Linked DNA regions of Homo sapiens: regions 2, 3 and 4 are each linked to region 1. Evidence: chromatin loops called from intact Hi-C (ENCODE). Cell type or tissue: ascending aorta. All regions are shown on one strand. Region 1 has its middle 120 kb from the start of LINC01638. Region 2 has its middle 120 kb from the start of LINC01422. Region 3 has its middle 18 kb from the start of LINC01422. Region 4 overlaps LOC105372981 (a long non-coding RNA gene).

The links. Hi-C counts contacts between places; a loop is a spot of excess contacts. Peaks named below come from ENCODE experiments on the same cell type or tissue, not always from the same donor. Only the 100,000 strongest peaks of a DNase experiment are listed, where the experiment ranks them.
Region 2: a loop joins it to region 1, with 4 times the contacts of the local background. A loop is called at or near these places in 4 of 110 quality-filtered maps.
Region 3: it touches region 1 in a loop (6-fold over the local background); 6 of 110 quality-filtered maps call a loop at or near these places.
Region 4: a loop joins it to region 1, with 1.9 times the contacts of the local background. A loop is called at or near these places in 2 of 110 quality-filtered maps.

What each region holds. Positions count from the first base shown.
Region 1 is chr22:27,103,665-27,108,664 of GRCh38, forward strand. No RefSeq gene overlaps it. Among named protein-coding and RNA genes, the nearest start is that of LINC01638, 120 kb to the right of the region's middle. In ascending aorta, no CTCF peak of the experiment used is centred here; DNase peaks (open chromatin) are centred at 2,097, 3,555 and 4,317; H3K27ac peaks cover 4,734 bases.
Region 2 is chr22:27,017,793-27,022,792 of GRCh38, forward strand. No RefSeq gene overlaps it. Among named protein-coding and RNA genes, the nearest start is that of LINC01422, 120 kb to the left of the region's middle. RefSeq lists an enhancer at 1,707-2,906. In ascending aorta, no CTCF peak of the experiment used is centred here; a DNase peak (open chromatin) is centred at 2,219; H3K27ac peaks cover 4,199 bases.
Region 3 is chr22:26,883,052-26,888,051 of GRCh38, forward strand. It overlaps the pseudogene RPL15P22. Among named protein-coding and RNA genes, the nearest start is that of LINC01422, 18 kb to the right of the region's middle. In ascending aorta, no CTCF peak of the experiment used is centred here; DNase peaks (open chromatin) are centred at 2,100, 3,190, 3,366 and 4,460; H3K27ac peaks cover 3,745 bases.
Region 4 is chr22:27,509,877-27,514,876 of GRCh38, forward strand. The region is part of intron 1 of LOC105372981 (a long non-coding RNA gene); the gene reads right to left. Among named protein-coding and RNA genes, the nearest start is that of LINC02554, 200 kb to the left of the region's middle. In ascending aorta, no CTCF peak of the experiment used is centred here; a DNase peak (open chromatin) is centred at 2,825; H3K27ac peaks cover 2,034 bases.

The DNA of each region.
Region 1 (5,000 bases):
TTTCAGGTTCTCACTGCAGCACTTAGTAGCTGTGCAAACTTGAATAAGTAACTCAATTTCTCTGAGCCCCAGATACTTCATCTCAACATAGGGTTCAATAGCCTCTCTCCTAGACTTGCCTTTAGAATGAGTGAGATCTTACAGGCTAAGTACTTGGTGCAGAGTTAGCACTCATGAAATATCCACTACTATTATTATAACACACTAGTATAACACAGCAGCTGGCAGCCATCCACACAGATAGGTTCACCTTTTTGGCCTCCATAATTCATTTGGTGGTTATGGAGATAAAGGTGCAGGTGCTCACCCTCCCCCAGAGAGATACATAGCATATCTTAGGAGTTTAATGTCCATGAGCTTTGGTATACATCAAATTGTCTTTCTTTCTTTTTTCTTGATCATCACAGTGTTGATCAGGTCTGTCTACCAAATCAGGAAGGGGAAACAGGAGGGGAAAAGGTAGAGGGAGCCCTGGGGAAGCAGTTTGCCCTGGGGTGAGGTGGTGAAGGCAGCCTGGATTTGAACTCTGCTTCCTAGAGTTTCTGAGGTCTTGGGCTGGGAGGTGCCTTCTTTCCATTTTACAGATGTAACGCTTTAGGTCCACAAAGGGGAGGGAAGGGGCTAAGGTCCTATTGCTCCTCCCAGTGCCTGGAATAATGCGTTTTTAGGGAAGCTTCCTCTGAATGTCTAAGACACCCTGGATTTCCTTTTTAAAACACTCTCCCAACTTCTCGTAAAGGCTTTTTCTTTTTCTTTTATCCTCACACTTTATACTTTATATCTATCTTTCTCTATTCTCCTTCTTTCTCTCTCTCTCATCTATCTACCTTTATCTTCTTATTTTTTATTTGACAAATAAAAATTATACACATTTATGGTATATAGCACGGTATTTTGAAATACGTATACCCTATGGAATGGCCATACCAAGCTAATTAGCATATGTATTACTGCACATACTTAACATTTATTTGTAGTGAGAACACTTCAAATCTATTTTCTTAGCAATTTTCAAGTACACAATATATTGTCATTAACTATAGTCACCCATGCTGTACAACAGATGCCTCGAATTTATTCCTCCTGTCTAACTGAAATTTTGTATTCTTTGACCAACATCTCTAAAATTTCCTTGCCATATTATTGACAAAACATTACACATTCAAAAAATAAAACATTCAAAATAAAACATTCAAGCAGCACAAAAACTCTCTCACCTCTTTGAACCCTAGTACCCCAGCTTTCTCACTAGACACCAACTTTTCCCAATTTCCTGCAGATCCTTCCAGAGACCTTCTCTACAAGAACCAATATATCAAAGCCTATCCAAGGCTCTTGTTTTGTAGAAATGGACATGAAGTGCAGTCATTGCCTGTGCCTTCACTTTTGTCACTTAGGTGTTGTTCTGTCACCATATAGGGATCTGCTTCATTTAAGGGCCACATGGTATCTCATGCTAGAATAAGCCAAATTGCATTTAACCAATCTATCAATGGACGTTTTGGTTGCTCCCAAATCTTCATCTATTACTACATTTTTGATATCTGCCTTTCCCACCTGACTGTAGACTTTATGAGGATAGTGCAGTCTGTGTCTATTTTATTTCTGTCTCTTCAAAGTATAGCATGGGGTGTCTGAAACATGGTAGGTGCTCAATAAACAGTCCTTAGATGGATGGATAAAAGGATGGATGGATGGATGGATGGATGGATGGATGGATAAAAGGATGGATGGATGGATGGATGGATGGATGGATGGATGAATGGATGGATGGATAGATGGATGGATGGATAGATGGATGTATGATGTATGGATGGATGATGGATGGATGGATGGATGGATGGATGATAAATAGATGGATTGGTTAGTTGTAGAACCTGGACTAAGTCTCTGATTCTCCTACCCCACTCTTTTGTGGCCTGAGGGACCCAGCTCTTTGACAGTCTCACCCAAGGAGGAACGCAGTACGGAGTCCCCATCTTCAGGCAGAGCCAACAGTGGAGACGAGCACATGCTGTCCCGCTGTGCTCACAGCTCCATGAGCAATAGCAGGCTCCCAACCAAAGCTCTCCCTTGGACGCTCACAGATAGCAGCGGCTTCCCAAGGCCTGCTGGGTGGAGTTGCACCACGTTATGGAAACTTCTATTTCTGCTTTATAAAAACAAAGTAGGAAAGGAAACCTGGCTCGGCAAGAGACACATGCTGGCCTCGTGAGTCATCTTTCTCCAAGCAAGACCAGAAAATCCTCCCAAAACTGGGGCTTTCACTGAGTCTTTGGCCTACATGCTTATGTTTCTCCCTCCCGAACCCCAGAGCCCTGTACACATGGGAGTTGCAAACTCAAGTGCCCCCCAGGAGACTGGCCAGAAATGTACAATAAAAAGTGAGGCCAGCACATGGCAAAATGAAGGACACTTTTCTCTTCTACACCAGCAATCTTGTGTTTTTTTTTGTTTTTTTTTTTTAATGTGAAATATCTCAACTTTTAAATTTCAGAGACCAATGAAGATATTTTTTAAAATGCTACATAGGCTAAGTCAACTTACAGAGGGCTGGCTTTGGTCAGATGGCCACCTGTGTGAGCCTCTGTTGGATGCTCTGTTGGATGTGAGAGTCAGCAACACTCGAGATCATTTATGTTTTCACCTTCTCTGTGGACTGGGACTCTCTCTGTGCAATTCTGTATCTCTGAGACCCTGCAGAGTGGGAAAATAAAGCAATTGTTGTGTGCTTTTTTTGCTTTTAATTAATGCATTGATTTTACAGATACTTATTGATCATTCCATGTATATGCTAGTCTAGGTGATGTCCGTTTTGCATCTCTTTTCTATCTTCTTTCTGCATCTGCTGCATCCTAGTGGCTATAAGCTTAAGCTCTAGTTTCAAATTGCCTGGGTTCAAATCCTGGCTCTGTCACTTACTAGCTAAGTGACCTTGGACGTGGGATTCAGCTTTTTTCCCCAAGCCTCAGTTTGCTCACTTGTGAAATAGGGGTCATTATAGTCTCTCTCACTGTGAGAACTAAATGAACTGATGTCAGGAAATGTTTAGAATACCCCCTGGCTCCTGTTCAGCTGTTGATCATCACCCATTTGCCACATTCTTGTTAAATGCCCTTTATGGGTTAAGCTTGTGCTTGGCATTAAGGTTTCTGCCACAAGCAAAGTGGGGCCCACTCCCACAAAGACTTTCTTACTAAATTCTCAAAGTAACCCCATTGTACAGATGCAAAAACTGCGGGTCAGGGAGGGAAAGTGACTTTCCTGAGGTCACACAGCTGGTCAGTGTCTGAGATGGGATTCCAATCAAGTACATCTGTCCTTCCTACCAGAACCCATGCTTCTTCTGGGCGCAGAGAGATGGAAAGGATCCCTCTTTTCCCAAGGCTTCCCTTGACAGGCAAGGAGTTGGCCTCCGTTTCTGCAAGAGTCCCTCAGACAGCTCTGATCATTTTCAAGTGGACCCAAAAAGAGAAGGGCTGGCATGTGCTCATGATCCCAAGCCTGGGAGCTTGGCACAGCACAGGCCCTTCTTACTGGGCATGGAACCAAAATTCTTAGAAGCTTCTGACTTGTTTTCTCCTTTGGATGAAGGCATAGTGCATGTTCGCTGTGTGCCTCCATGCATGCCTCGTAACAGAGAATGGTCACACACATAGGGAGTCCACAGCTGAGGGTCATGTACCTTACCTTCCAAAGCCCCAGCCCTCTGCAGGGTGCTGTCTTGCCACCTTTCCAGGAACCGTGACCTCTGGGTTAGTTGGCAGCCAACATTTACTGAGCAGTTAATGCACATCAGACTCTATTCAAAGAACTTTACATTAACAGACTCAGTCTGCACAATCATCCCCAGAGAGGTAGATGCTATGGTACTTCCATTTGACAGATGAGGACACTGAGGCCCAAAAAGCAGAAGTAACTTGCTTAAGGTCATGATGCAACTCAATGTTAGATAAAGCCAAATGTCAAAATATGAGTTCTCAGAGGTCTCTGGGTTAGAGAATGGTCTTTCTGGCTGGTGGCACTTTTATGATGTGCCTCAATATGTCTGGGACAAAGTGGCATTCAATTAACCCAGCTCCATCCACCCATCTGTCCACACACTTATGAGTCGTATGATCCTGGGTTCATCAGTTCACCTTTGGGACACTCACTTCTAAACTGCAGGCCAAAATGCCAGTACTCACCCTTGCAGGAACGAGGACCAGAACACCTGAATGGGTAGTTACCTGCTTTGGGAAAGTGACATGCTGGGTAGGCAGAAGGAAGTGTTCACACCAGTATCCCTCATCTCCATCAGGCTTGGCTCTGAGCCCAGGTCAGGCTTGAGCACAGCCAATCAGTGACTCATCCTTGCTGGGGGCATAGTCTGCTGTTGTGTTAGAAAAGCTAGACCACAATGATTAATTCAAGCATGATAAGAACGTCTGGGCTCTAACCATCTGCTACTGTGTGACCTGGGGTAAGTCCCTTCCCTCTCTGGGCCTCAGCATCTCCAGGTACTTAGACCCTATGAACTCTAGGAACATTTTAGGCTCAGACAATTGATGGAAAATTGCAAAGACTCCACGGGGGGGGGGTCTCCCTCAACTAGTTTCTCTTTGCCCTCATGTCTGGAAATCTAGTGGCAAAAATGCTTGCTCTCCTAACTAATTTGTATCCACCTCTGGCACAAAGAAACCTCAGGACTAGTTTTCTGTTCCCGCAATTAATAATATTATTGTTGTTGTCGTTGTTAATATTCACTGCATTAACTGAACTCAATGTGCTGAGTCTTTTACACCCATTGTCTCTTTGAATCCTCAAACTAATCTCTTGGGCTAGATACTATGATCCCTTTCTCTTAACAGATAAGGAAAGTGAAGCTCCCAAGACTTGATTAAGTAGCTCAAGGTCATCCTCAGTGCCAGGATCAGAAGCTGCAATTTGAACTGGGGAACTCTGGTCTAGCCTTTCAGCTCTCAGCCATGAGACGGCACACCCAGCCCTGCAGATCAAAA
Region 2 (5,000 bases), 86 kb before region 1:
TAACCCTTCCTTCTCCACCAGACTCACCCGTGTCTTTCTCCAATTGCCCCCCTCAGCAGTTTCCTAAAAATCCATTACTCACGTTATTCCTAGAAACTATGGTTCCCTCTCTTGGCTTGTGCTTCATATTGTAACTAATGGTTTACTCATTTTTGCCTTCATTTATTACATTTATCAAGGATCTACTATCCATCAGGAGCAACTGCTTCATTTACTCAATTGCTCAATGGGCATGAAACATAATAGTGATGCCCTACATTTGTACAGTCCGTTATATGTTGTATAGTGTTATTACATAAATGATCTCATTTCACCCTCATGACAGCCTTCTGAGATTAGAATTATTTTACAGATGAGGAAACTGAGGCTATGATATGTAAAATAGTTTGTTTTAGGTCATTCAACTTGTATGTGATGGAGTGAAGACATCAACCAGATGTTTTTAGTTTGATTTGGGAGCCCTTTCAGCCATGCTAGTAAGCACCTGTTATAACCATCCATCCATCCATCCATCCATGCATCCATCCATCCATCCCCCCTTGTACCCATCCATCCTTCTATTCACTCACACATATATCCGTCCACCCACCCTTCCACCCATCCTCCAATCCTCCCATTCTTCCACCTACCCACTCATCCATCCATCCTTCCATTCATTTATTCATCTACCTATCCATCCATTCACCCATCCACCCAACCATTCTTCCACTCACCCACTCACTCACTCACTTACTCACTCACACATCCATCCATCAACCCCCACATCCATTCTTCCATCTATTCACCCATCTACACATTCATCCTTCTACTCACCCACTCATATATATATCCATCTGTTCACCCATCTACACAACCATTCTTCCATCCATCCATCCATCCATCCATCCTTCCATGCACTTATTCATCTATCTATCCATCCATTCACCCGTCCACCCAACCTTTCTTCCACTCACCCACTCATGTATCCATCCATCCACCCCCCCATCCATTCTTCCATCTATTCACCCATCTACACATTCATCCTTCTACTCACCCACTCATATATCCCTTCATCTATTCACTCATCTACACATCCATTCTTCCATCCATCCATCCATCCATTGTAAAGCAGGGATTGCAAGGCAGGTAAGACATAGTCCATGTTTTCAATGGTCTTTCTTTCTAGGTTTGTGCTGTCCAATGTGGTAGACATTTGTGACTATTTAAATCTAAATGTATATTAATTATAGTTAAATAAAATGTAAAATGTGGTTTCTCAGTCACATCAGTCACACTGCAAGGGTTCCACATGAAACTGGTGGCTCCCATATTGGACAGCTCAGATATGCAAAGTTTCCGTCATCACAGAAAGTTCTATTAGAAACAGTGCTGCTCTAGAGGCAGAAGCTGAAAGATATACAATTATGAAAGCATAAGGCAGGTGGTGAGAACTTCTGTGAAGTATGTAAAGAGCTACAAATACAATCAACCACAGGACAACAGCAACAGCCACGGTTGCTTGTTGGTTAAGAACTTTATAATTTGCAAAATCCAGGGGCACCCATTTGCTGTTTGAACACTTTGCTAAATGGGAATTTTAAATATATTTTACAGATAAGGAAATTGAATATCATAGAGATAAAGAGACAAACACGGGGGAGTTTGGGAATTATTTTTTTCCTTCCTTCCTTCCTTCCTTCCTTCTTTCCTTCCTTTCTTTCTTTCTCTTTCTTTCTTTCTTTCTTTCTTTCTTTCTTTCTTTCTTTCTTTCTTTCTCTTTCTTTCTTTCTTTCTTTCTCTCTTTCTTCTTTCTTTCTTTCTCTCTCCCTCCTCTCTCTTTCTTTCCTTCTTTCTTTCTCTCTTTCCTTCCTTCCTTCCTTCCTTCCTTCCTTCCTTCCTTCCTTTCTTCTTTCTTTCTCTTTCTTTCTTTCTTTCTTTCTTTCTTTCTTTCTTTCTTTCTTTCTTTCTTTCTTTCTTTCTTTCCCTCCTTGGAGTTTGCAGAAGGAAAATATCTTTCAGGGCTCTATTTTCTCTTGATCGGAAAATGCCCAGCACCAAAACACACCTCCCTTGGCATCCTGTCATTTTTCTTTTAAAATTTCTTAGCTATGATGAATCTGATGCAGCCAGCTTCATGGCTTCTGGCTTCTCTCCTTTCAGTCTGACCCAACAGTAGCTACCAGAGAGGTCTCCCTAAAAGGCAAAAAGACCAAGCCTTTCTCCTGCTTAGAACCTTCCCTGGCTTCCCATTCCTTTTAGGGTAAAGTGCAAACTGCACACCGTGATCCAGGCCCTGCTGACTCACCTGCTGAGAATCCCCTCATTCTTCGACACTTGGGTTAGTTCTTTAGGGCTGTCATTCCACAGGTCGCTTTATGCTCCTTACCATATAGTATCCCTTTGCCCCGACACCCTTCTGGCTCTTGACTGCCTGATGGACTTCTAGTCTTTTTCCACCACTGCTCTCAAATATGCAGAGCTGCATCTAGTCATATACCTGTATGTGATGGAGAGAAGCAGAAAGAGAGGTGGGGGGAGAGAGAATGGGAGGGAGATAGGGAGGCAGACAGAGAAGAGAGGATAGGAGGGGAAAGAAAGGGAGGAAGACAAAGGGGCGAAGAGAAAGACAGAAGAGGGGAGAGGAGGAGAGGGGAGGGGATAAGAGGGATAAAGAAAGAGAGGAAGAGACAAGCAGAGAGAGATGGGAAGGCTGAGAGAGAGAGTAAGGGAAGAGAGGGGAGGTGAGGGGAAAGGAAAGAAGGGAAGGAGAGAGGAGACAGATGGGGAGGAAGAGAGGAAAATAGAAGGAGATATCTAAAACGATATTTGCCCCCCACCAAATGTTAAGTGATTATCCTTGGGGGGAAGAACTTTGGAAGTTACACTTTCAATTTTGTATTTTAAAATTGTGTGTATTTTTAGTCCACTTACAGATACACTTTTTCCAAACAGCATACAACGACAAGAAAGTAACATTCAAATATTACCAGGTCACTTCAGCTGTGAATTCTTTTCAGGACCCCCCTTTTTTCTTCCAGAATTATGCACATCTTCCCTTCCACCCACCTGCCCCAAATGGAGGGGTGTAGCTGGCCACCTGGGAGTTGTTGAAAGACAGGAAGATCAGTGCCTTATCTTCCTGGTCTCCAGTGTTCTGCACCGAACCCGGCCAGGACAGGCCGGGCCTTGTAAATATTGGTTTAATGACCAGACGCTGGAAACTCATTATAACACCATGCATTGTCCAGGTTAAATAATGGAAAGGATTATTACAGCAATGATGCTGCAATATACTCTCAATTAGCCATGGCAATGAGGAGCACGGGGACAGCTCATGCCACTAAGCTGGGGATCATCAAAAGGCAATTTTCCCTTCTGTGGACCACCATGCCCTCTTTGTGTTTTAGTTATTGGTGATTCCCTATGAATACACCATCCCCCACACCCACATCCATACACCTTTTTTCTTTTTCTTTTTAGGGCAGGGGCACTGACTCAAATCTCAATCATATCTGGTTGGAGTTGATCACAAAACCAGCTAGTTTCTTAACACAGGTGATGAACCGCCAGTGAGCAGCTGTTCTCAAAGCGTGGGCCCCGTATTTGCAACCTCGGCATTGCTGCCTGAGAACTTGTTAGTAAGGCACATTTTGAGGTCCACCTCTGAATCAGAATCTTTAGGTTGGTGTTCAGAAATCTACACTCCCATGAGTTTTTCAGGCGATTCTGATGCATGCTCAAGCTTCAGGATCATTGGCCCGAAAGGGGACTCAGTTGCTTGGGTTCCATTTCTGGCTGTGCTGCTTGTTGGCTGTCCCACCTCTGGCAAGTCCCCTCACCTCTTCATGTCTCTGCGTCCTCACCTGTAATATGGGTACATCCACAGTGCCCATCTCATAGGATGTGTCAGGATGGGTGAAGAGCAGTCAAACAGCACTCACACTTAGTCCCAGCAGATGCTACCTGGTACCATATTTCATGGAGTAGAAGCTGCCTTTGATCATCAGACTCATCCAGAATTCACATAGTAAGTGTAGGGCATAAGTTTTCCTTAAAACAGTATTTCTCAAACTTCAGCGTACACACAAATCACCTGGGAATGTTGTTAAAAGGCAGACTCCAATTCAGCAGGGCTGAGGCCAGAGACGCTGCATTCTTAGCAAGCTCTCATGTGGGAGGATGCTGCTGGTCCCTGGACCACATTTTTGTTGTATGGGTTGGATCCAGAACCAGCACCTTTGTGTACGGATTGGATCTCACAGTGGGCTCACATGATGTGCTGGCAATGGTCATGGACTGGTCCTGGGACAGGGTGGTGGAACAGGATGTAGTTCATTTTGCTCATTCTTCTCTGGCCAAAGGACAGCAAGGATTGACATAAGAACTGGAGACATGGTTTGAGCTCCTTGTAAGCCCACTCACTGGCCTAAAGGAAGCCCTTTGATCTCAGCATCCTTATCTGCCAAATAGACCACTCAATGCCCACCAAGTCCATTCTAAGGGCAAGTGGGGAAAATCAAATACCCATGTTCTCAGTGAGTGAATTAATGACATATCTTTCCTTGGGACCATGGTTTTTCCAGAGTTTAAAAATAATGAAATGATGTGGATATTTAAAGGCATCAGGACAAGGCATTGCTGGTGAAGTTGGCTAATTATTACATTACCATATGATCATCATCGGTGTGAGTCATAAGCCCTGCACTCTGATTCTCTTCTGAGCACCAGCCCTAGGAATGGCCAGTCCTTACAATCACCCTGGAATTCTGACAGTTCCAGGGGACACCTGTCAGGCCACCCTCCTGGGTGGGCTTAGCATACTGAGGGCCATGCAGAGGGAGACCCGGTTGTATCCTCAAAGCCTCATTACTACAACCATCGTCTTTGCAGCCACTCTGATTTCAAGGCACTGCTCACTTCCTAGGGGACATGACAGGGCTGGAGAGAGAAGGGGTCATGCACCGCTCAGTTCCAGAATGAACAAAGAACACTTATGAGGGAGAGAAAAAATGCCTCTTGAC
Region 3 (5,000 bases), 220 kb before region 1:
GATGCTTTGCAAATTGATGAATAGGATAGGACCGACAGAGATGCCAGAATTGCATACAAACCGTGTGACCTTTGCAATATCCACCCCCTAATACCTCATTGCCATCTCTGCAGCCAGTAAACTAGATTTTAGCAGAGATGGAAAGACCATTTATTTGGGTCATACTTCCTCAAATGCAAAATGGCTCCATCCATTGTGGGTTTTGGCCCTAAAATATAGAGCTTTCCAGAGCAGTTCTATTTGTTGGACAGGAAATGGCTCTACACCCTTCTCAATAGATGGATACCAATCAGTTTCATTCCAGCCAAGCCAAGCCAACTAAACCCAACGAAATCTACTTAACCCAATTCAATCCACATCAATTCAACTGAAATAAACCGACATAACCCAACTTAGTACAACCTCACCACCGACACAATACAACCCCATTCAACTTGACCTTATTCAGCAAAAACCATTGAACCCAACAAATTCCAACAAATTACATTTCAACATGATGCAACAGACCACTTCTCAGCCACCTAAGTCAACCCAATACAAGCCAATCCAAGTCAGCACAACTCCCAGCACAAGATAGTCCCACAACCCAATGAAATTCAATCTAGCGCAATTTAATAAACTGTTTCAACAACTCTTTTGTCTAAGGAAGGTAAGGTACTTTGGACAGAAGACCAAAATAATGTCTCTTAAATGTCTATTTGTTTACCATTCGTGTTTAATGGAACTCTTGAAATTATAGCCTCTCCAAATCTCCTCAGTGTGTGAGGTAACTGAAACTCAGGAATTAAAGCCGCCTCCCCTCTCTGGCCCCTGAATCCTCACACTTTATTTTATGGAGTTACTGGTCTCATCTGAACTAGATTGTGAGTGCTTGGGGGCAGAAACGGTGTCAAATTCATCTCCCTTCAGTACCTTTAGATGGGCATCAAGAAAATATAGTTTAAACGTATAAATGACTAGAAGTTTGTGAAGCTTATTCAGTTTTGGAGGTCAGTAGCGTTTTATCCCCTTTGGGGACCTGGCTGAGGAGGATTGTCAGGAGGGCCCACAGACGGACCTAGGTTTGACTCCTGGCTTTGCCACCTACTATCTGTGTGCCCTTGGGCAAGTCATACCACCTTTCTGGGGCTCAGTTTCCTTGTTCATAAAGTGAGGGATGTATTACTGACTCTAGGGCTGTTCTGGGGATAAATATTGAGTTGACACATGTGAAGCACTTCCACCATATCTGACATATAATTGAGGATGCATAAATACCTACTATATTTTTTTCCCTGAGTTTCCTTGTTCAGCATTTTCTTTTAGTGACTTGGGGACAGCAGCCTCTGTGGACCAGAAAATTTCAAAACTCTCTCTGGATCCCTTGTAGGATAATACCCTCTCTTGTGATAATTTCATTGGCATAATTGTCAAATAACCACCATTTGTTTTGTATTTTACTATGGTTCTTTAGCTCAAATAAGCCTGCAAATGATTGATCTGGTGGAAGTATGAATTTATACATATAAATAATTAGGGTACAACACACTGTGAGAATCACAATCATTTGGACACCCACTGTTTCCCAGGATGCGTGGGTAGAGAGCTAAAAGCAATGTGATCCCTGTCCCCAAGGAATGTACAGTTTAGTGGAGAACCTGATGCAGAAATAAGACTGGAAGGGGCTAACTTTGACTGAAGGCTCCAGCTACGGCAGCCTCGTATGCTGAGCAGTGGGTTGCCACGTAGGAAGGTAGCTTATTCTGGGCCACCACTGGTGAGTTTTCAACCAGGCCTTTTCTCTCTCTGACACTCAGTTTCTTCAACTGCAAAGTGGGGATCGTGGGGCATAGAAGACATCCTCGTTGGTTGTTGTGAAGATTCAGTGAGAGAGTGACCAGTTCTTAAAGCAATTCTCTGTCTTGAGTCATGAAGAATACATTTGTTGGACTCCACTTTCCATTACGAGAAATACACATTCCATCATCTGAACTACTGGACAAGCGCTTGCGGCTCTCAGACACACAAATGGCCCCGTATGAACAATTTGGCCACCACCATCTCTCTCGGTGCCAGATTGCCTGTGGCAGGAGTTGTGGCTGACCCTAAGTCCTCAGACTGGGGCTCACGTCTAAGCCACATTTGCTGTACTGGGCATGCCAGGACAGCTGGTTCCAAAGTCAACTGCATTCCCTGCCGAGGAGCCAGGGCTGAAGTCTTCATCACAGCCTGGTTATGGCTTAGGCATTATAAATGATGCTGTGCTGACAGCCAGGTGGACAGCCTGCCTAACTGGATGATGCTTCATCTGTCCTGACAGGGACAGCCCTGCAAATAGAATCTGAGGGATGGCAGACCTATTGGAGTCATCGTGTCCTTCCACTGAGTCTGGTGGGACTCTCTTCCACTCATCTCAGACTGGAAGATGCCTGCCTTTTTTCTTTCTTATAAGTCTCCACAGAGAAAGGGAGCTCTCCCCAGGACACACTTTATTTTTCTTTTGGCAGTGGTTAGTGCAGGGTTAAAAAGTTCTGGAGTCAGATCTGTGTTCAAATCTGGATTGAGCCACTCACAAGCTGTGTGACCTTGGGCAAGTTACCAAACCTCTCTGAGCCTCAGTTCCCTTACTGTTAAAATAAAAAAGAAGAATGATGACCAGCTCCAAGAGTTGATGTGGGTTTCAGTTGGAAGAAGGATCACAGGAAATGCTCTGGGAATGGGAGGTGTGATTTTTTGGGGGGACACTGGGTCATCAAGGACAATTGCTCTGCCCCCTCCCTTGGCGTGCATGGGAATGGTGAGAGCTGCCCATCACTTGGGACAGGTATAGCTCTGTCTGGTTCCAGGGCTAGATAAGACCCCCTCTGAAGGGCCACTGGTGTCCTCTCCCGGGCCCTACTCAGGAGGCAGAGTAGCACAATGGGAGGACACAGGACTGAGGATCAGGGCTTGATTCCTGGCTGGGTGACCTTAGTACATCAACTGCTTTCTGTAGGCCATAGCTGATGGGGAAAGCCCTGGATAGAGCTTTAAAAAATAGCCATGTTTGTGTTTGTGGTTCTCAAACTACCCTTCAGGGAACAGAAGTGCTTCAGATGTGGCTGTGCTCACCCCCATGCCCAGCCTTCATTAAAAATAGATTTGTGGCTGAACACAGTGGCTCCTGTCTGTCATCTCAGCACTTTGGGAGGCTGAAGTAAAAGGGTTGCTTGAGGCCACAAGTTCTAGATCAGCTTGGGCAGTGTAGTGAGATCACATCTCTACAAAAATAGGTTAAAAATTAACCAGGGATGGTGGCGCATGTCTGTAGTCTCAGCTACTCAAAAGGCAAAAACAAGAAGATCATTTGGGCTCAGGAATTTGAGGCTGCAATGAGCTATGGTCGTACCACTGCACTCCAGCCTGGGTGACAGAGCGAGACCTCATCTCTAAAAAATTAGAAAGAAAAATAAAAAATAGATTTGTGTTCCAAGTAAGAAAAGCTTAACAAGCTGCTGTTGCCAGCAGACTCTAGGTTTACTTGGAGGAGGTGGGGATTGTATTCTACCTCCAGCACCATGGCCCTCAAAGGCACCCAATGGTAAGTGTCCTCCGTGGCTCCCTGTTGCTTTTTGAGAGTCAGGCCTTCACTGGGCACTCAAGGCTTTCCAACCTGACCTGCCCCCTCCAGCTCACTCCCACACTTTGGTGCTCCAGTTATTCAACTCCAGGCCATTCTATGACTGCTTTTGCTGTGGCCCAACATTTCCTTTTGCGCACTGCAATTCCCTCCACTTTGAAAGCTGTTCATCCGCTTCTCCATGGAGTCCCGTTCTTTTTTTTTTGACTGTCCTAAATTGTTTATTAGGTATGAATTTTACAAACTTTAATTATATTAGCGGTAACGGTGGAGCTGGAGAGTATTGCGCCTTCTCTAAGCTGCCCGGCGAGAACCACCAACAGTGTGGTGGAACTTATGGCCCTTTCCAAGCCCAGGGCTCTTTCAGCCTTCAGATGTCAGCCCACGCATCTCCCTGTGCTTGTGGAGTGGTTTGATGATCCATTGGGTGTCAGGATTTCTTCTGATAGCTTTATGGAATGGATCAATGAGGACAACCTCAGAAAATTTTTATGTGGAATCTTCACCAACCCTGTAAGAATTCAGGACGCTCAGAGCCCCATGGTGGCGTCCAGCTCGCTCCTCTGCAACGGACTGAAGGCTTCGAGCAAACTTTAGCTGGTTAACACCATGATGGACAGGCTTGCTGTAAGTTGCACCCTTAGGAACTGGGCGTTTTCAGCCACCACGGCGAACATGAATCCTATATATAACGGCGAACACGAATCCTATATATAACGTAACCTTGCTTGGCCTTGTTTGTAGCCCAGTCGGTGCACTTTATCAGGCCGGGTGGGGCGGGGAGCCCTGTGGAGAGCAGATAGCTGGCGGTACTGCCAGCAGCGGACCCTCAGAAGAAAGCGCATGACATCAGACTGCTTCTTTCTCCATAGCTCCAGGATGTACTTGTATGCACCCATCTTGGCTTATCTGATGGCTGCCGCCAGACCGGAGTCTAATTCTTTACTTATTCTTCTAGACCACATTGAAATGTCCTCTCACATCAGAAGGTTTCTATTTTGAGCCCTCCAGGGAGAGGTCAGCAATTATTCATGCATTCCAATGCCGCATTTGTGGAATGCTTTACTATGTGCCAGATGTGGGGGATAAAGAGTGAACAAAAAGAGACACAGTCTCTAACTTCATGGAGTTTATATCCTGTTCAAAACAGAGAGTTAATCAAATACAGACACAATTGAGTATGTATTTAGAAATCTAAATTAGTGCCCCTAATGAAACAAGTTGTAGCAGAATGCTTAACAAGGGATCTGACTAAATTGGTGTATTGGAAGAGGCTTCCCTAAAGAAGGGATGCTGAAGCTTCAGGTCCAATTAGACAGGTGAGTGCGGAGTAGGGAGGGCAGCATGTGCAAAGGTTCTGTGGCAGGAATGATGGTGTATGGTGACTGCCCATCTTGGTCTA
Region 4 (5,000 bases), 410 kb after region 1:
ATTCATTTTTGCATCTCCAGCTCCTAGCACATAGTAAGCACTCCGTGTTGGCTGATTTACACTTCAAAGTAAAAGTAATCCAATAATACATGAAAAGCACTTGACTTGGAACAAGACCTGCCACAATAAAAGTCCTGAAGAAAATTGTAGTTAATGTTGTGTGGATACAAACTGTGTGGGTCCCTCTTGAACATATCACAACCCTAATCTATTCTGGAAGGCACCCACTTCACCCCAGGTGCTCCAAACAACAGAGCTTGAATTCCCTTGGGAGCCCCCGGCACAAGGGCCACCCAAAATTAGACCTGCCCCTGCTGGTGCTTAAAATTAGAAGGAGTTTGCATTCCAAGATGCCAACAGGTGCGAGCAATAGTTCATGGACCAAAATAAATTGGTGACACACTAGGGCTTAAAATTAGATGAACCCTCTTGGTTCAAACTGTTGTCCATGGCGGGTGGTTGTCTTGGGTAAAGGATAGAGAGGAGGATGCTCAAACTACTCAAAGCCTGAACTCAGGAGATGAAAGGAATCCACATGGACTGAAAATGTATCTGGTGCCAGGCCCTGTGCCGGCAGTCTGGATTAAATTATGCAGCTGGATGTGCACAGTGGTGCTGGAAAACAGTGCTGTCCTTATTATCATCATACGTTGCCAATGACAAAACAGCTTCATGCCAGGGACTTGTCCAAAGGCACCCAGCTAGCAGGAGACAGAGCAGGGTTTGAAATCCCACCTCTCACTGGCTGCCCCAGGCTTGTTTCAGGGTGCCAGACTACCCACCACCCCTACTTCCCTAAGTAGCCTTTGTCTGGGTGGATCATGTGTCCTGGCCCTGAACACACTGATTGGACAAAGCAATGGTTGTGTGCCCTAGTGCAAACCACTCATTAGCCAGGGACTTACAGGTGGAAAGAAGTAACTGAACCAATCAGATGTCACCTGGAGGAATGTGCACTAGGCAACTGTCCTAAGAGAAAGGGATGCAGTAGGCTCTACTGAGGAAAGCGAGAGGTGGGGCAGCAGCCCAGAGCAACACGGTCACATAATGACTTCAGCAAATACTAAGGAGCAGACGGGCATATTACACTGTATCCTCAACTCATCCCTGGGAATTTTACCCCCTTTTATAGATGAAAGCAGCTGGGTATTGGTGAGGTCACCAAGCAACCCCACAGAGAGGTGAAGACAAGGTTTCAGATTCCAAAGTCTTCCAGTCTACTGTAGGAACTTAGGGGTGTGTGTATATTCACGTGTGTGCACAGATATGGGAGAGGGCATGCGCGTGTGAGTGGCTGTGTGTGTGCCCATTGTGTATGTGTGCATGGATGTGGGTGTCACACAGGAAGGATGCGAGAATGGGAGATTCAGAGCAGGTTTGGTCCTCAAGGTGGCTGCAATGGGTGCCCCACACTTCAAGCCACCAGTAACTCTGTGATCCTCTTCACATTTCCCCTGTTTTCCAACAATGGGGCCACATCAGCCCCACCAGGGCTCTACTGGAAATTGTTGTTGATACCTAGACAGAAAGGGCTTTTCACTGTCCAGACCCCCATGGGCTGGTTGCTCTCCCAGGATCAGCACGAGGACTTTCTGTGAGCTCTGGAAAAAAGTAGACTGCACTTAAGAGAAAACTTCCCAAAGGAGTAGATTTTAAGTCTGCTTCAGTTGAACGCCATTGATCTCTTTCTCTAAAAGACCCTAAACAGTGAGAGAGTCCTATTCAGAGGTTCTGATCAAGGCTGGGTAAGGCTCTGCCCCCACCAGCCCTCTGTGTGCTACCGAACACAGGCATCAAGCTTTGGAAGAAGCCACTTCAAGACAAATTCTGGGTCCTCCACCTGGAGCCAGCTCAAACCTCCCTGAACCTGTTTCTCCATCAGTAACATGGCGAATATTCCTCCTTCATAGGTTGTTCCAAAGAAGTTAAAACTATAAAGTCAGAGATCAGTAATAGTCAGTTTCTTTGAGCATCTTGCATAATGACATAAAATAAAACTGTACTAAGTGTCAGGAACATTGGGTTCCACTTTTTTGCCTTGCCGTTGACATACTCCATGATTTGGGGCAAGTCCTTGTCCTCTCTGGACCATATTGTTCTCTGTTCTATAATTAAAGTGTTAGCCCTGATTAATGGATTCATTCTTACTATGTACTGAGTCTTGGACTCAACATGGTAGGTGTAGATGTGAATATGACAAAGAAGGTCCCTGTGGCATCTGGGAAGGCTTTACCCAGACACCTTAGGAAACTACTATTGGTGACTGACCTTTGGAAGAAGAGGCACGTAAGCTAACTCCTTTTTTTCTTTCTTGGGAGGTTGCAAGAGTAAAGAGCATGTTCAAGGAAAGAAGGAGTCCCTCTCCAGGGTTCTCCTAGGTCTGTTTGTTGATTGGCTCGTTGAGTACGTAACCCACATGTACACACACACATCTGCATGGGCATGCATAGACATGCGACGCACACACCTACCAGAAGGCAGGGTTCAACAGGCCCAGCAGCGGCGTCTTGGGGAAAAGGACTGATTCGAGAGAAAACAGGAAGCAACTCCAAGTGTTCAAGCCTCCCTCTGCAACCCCGTTCCTTTTCCACACATTATGAAAATGAGATTGGACGGTGGAGGGTAGAGAGGTGCGTAATGCTCCTGCTATTTCCTGACGTCCTTCCCAGTGCCTCAGAGGCCCAGATCGAGTGGAATTATCTCCTCCCCTGGCTGGGAGGGAGCTAGCTTAGAGCCAAAAACACCAAGATATGGAGAAGAAGCCTGAAGGACTATACAAACAAGCTAGGCTCGTGGCTTCAGGCCAAGAGGAACTGAGCCAACAACCCTCCCCTGTCCCAGTGCAAACCCAGATGTTGGCTGGCCCCCCCGCTATTGGCCACAGAGGTGATGGGGGTCCCACTTCAGGATCTGAGCCCTGCTTGAGTAAGACTGACAGGGGGCTGGTGTGTGAATCTGGAGAGAAACAGGGGACTGGGTGCCTTCCTTTCTTTCTCTCTCTCTCTCTCTCTCTCTCTCTCTCTCTCTCTCTCTCTCTCTCTTCCCAGTCTCTGCCTCATCATCTTGTCACCTGTATGTATCTCTCTCTTTCTCTTTGCAGTGTCAGCCCAGTCTTTTTCTCTGGAACAAGTAGGGTGAAGCTGGCAGGATGTCTGAAAAATCCAACCTGACCAAAAACTTGCTATGAAACCCAAATTAACATAAGACACCCTGTTCTGTCTATCACACTGATAAAAATGGAAACATCAATAATATTCTTCATTAACAAAGGTAGAGCAAACAGGCTGTCTCAAAAATTATTAGTGGGAGTAAAAACCAGTATTAAATGTGCACGCTCCTGACCAAGCAATACTACTGGCACAAACTCAACGTGCACAAAGATGTATGAGGAAGTATAAGAATACAATGGTATTGTTTATACACCATTGTTTGTCATAATGAAATCTGCCAATAATGCAAGAATGATGTAAAGGGGACTGGTTAAATAAGTCAAGGTGTCACCATACTATGGAATATTATGCAGATATGTAAAAGAATGAGCTAGGTCTACATGTCAGGCATGGAAAGACATCCATGAACAAAGAAAGTCACATAAAGGTTTAGCTGGGGTAGCTTAGGCTATGCTTAATAACAAGTATGTCTGAACACCTCAGTGGCTTACTACAAAAAGGTTCATTTCTTGCTCAAACAAAGTCTAATGGAAGCCTGGTCACTCTCCAGGGTAGCTGTGCTCCATGCTGTGACTCAGTGATCCAATCTGAGTCCATCTCATGGCTCTACTATCTCAATACTATCTCGGCATCCTGTTCACTATAGAGGGAAGAGAATGCAGAAAGAACTCACACCTGATCATGCATGCACCACCCTTTGCTGGGAAGTCACATGCCCTCTGCCTAATTACAAGGAGACAGGAAAATTGGGAGGAGTAAGTTGATTTTAAGTGAGCCATAAAAAGGCAAATGTAAGAATTATCCCCACTTTACATATGGAAAAATGAAGTCTCAGACAGACCACCACTCACTGCAGTGAATGTTTTTACCTCCCTAGCATCCATCCACCTCTTCTTCAGCCGAGGGTATCATTATATCCCTTCAGAAAGACCTGTTCTAATCTCACCCACACAGAATATGTGGGTCATAATTGCCTTAGGTTAGTTGCTTCCACAATTCTCTCAGTCATAGTGACTGGTTCTGGGAGGTACTATAGTTCAGTCAGAGCCAATGAAACCAATGGATACTCTCATGGGAGTTCTGTGTAAGCATCTGGATCAATCCATTCCTGAAGCTAATACCAACCACTTCGGCCAATATATTATTACTCCCTTACTCACCCATCCCCATTTTTTTTTGTGTTGATTTTTGTTTGCTTTGTTTGTTCCTAAGCCTCTTAGGGCCTAGAGTTTTTATCAGGACTTAATCCCAGGTCTTCCAGATTCCAATGCCCACTCTTAACCAGCATATACGATACCCTGTCTTAGATGAGGCAGCAGAAGGGACCTTACATATTTTCTGGTCCAAACCCTTTTATTTTACAAATGAGATTGAGACCCAGGGAAGTCAAGTGACTCCCCTGAGGCCACACAGCAAGCCCATCTCAGAGCCTGCATTGCCATCCACAGACCCCTGCTCTTGCCACAAAACTTCCACTCAAATTTACCTGACCTAAGCCCCTTGTGTCTCTGAGGCCCTGGGGATGTCAGCATCATTTCTGATGTAAACAGATGATGACCAAGGCCCACCCTGATACGTCTGGCTGTGAACTCTGTTCCAAGCTATCGGTTGCCAATAACAGTTCAAGTGCTGACATTTTAGAATGACTTAGTTTCTTTTTCATTTCATTTAGTGTGGATTCTAATGACATCATCCTCACTCAGTCACCTTCTGATGGGTTTTGTCCAGTGAAGAGAAAGCCAGAGATTTGCGGGTGGCCTTCTGCAGGAATTGCATGTCCAACCACTTGAGGTCTCCAAGTCTCATTTTCCTTCCCTATAAAATGGCGAA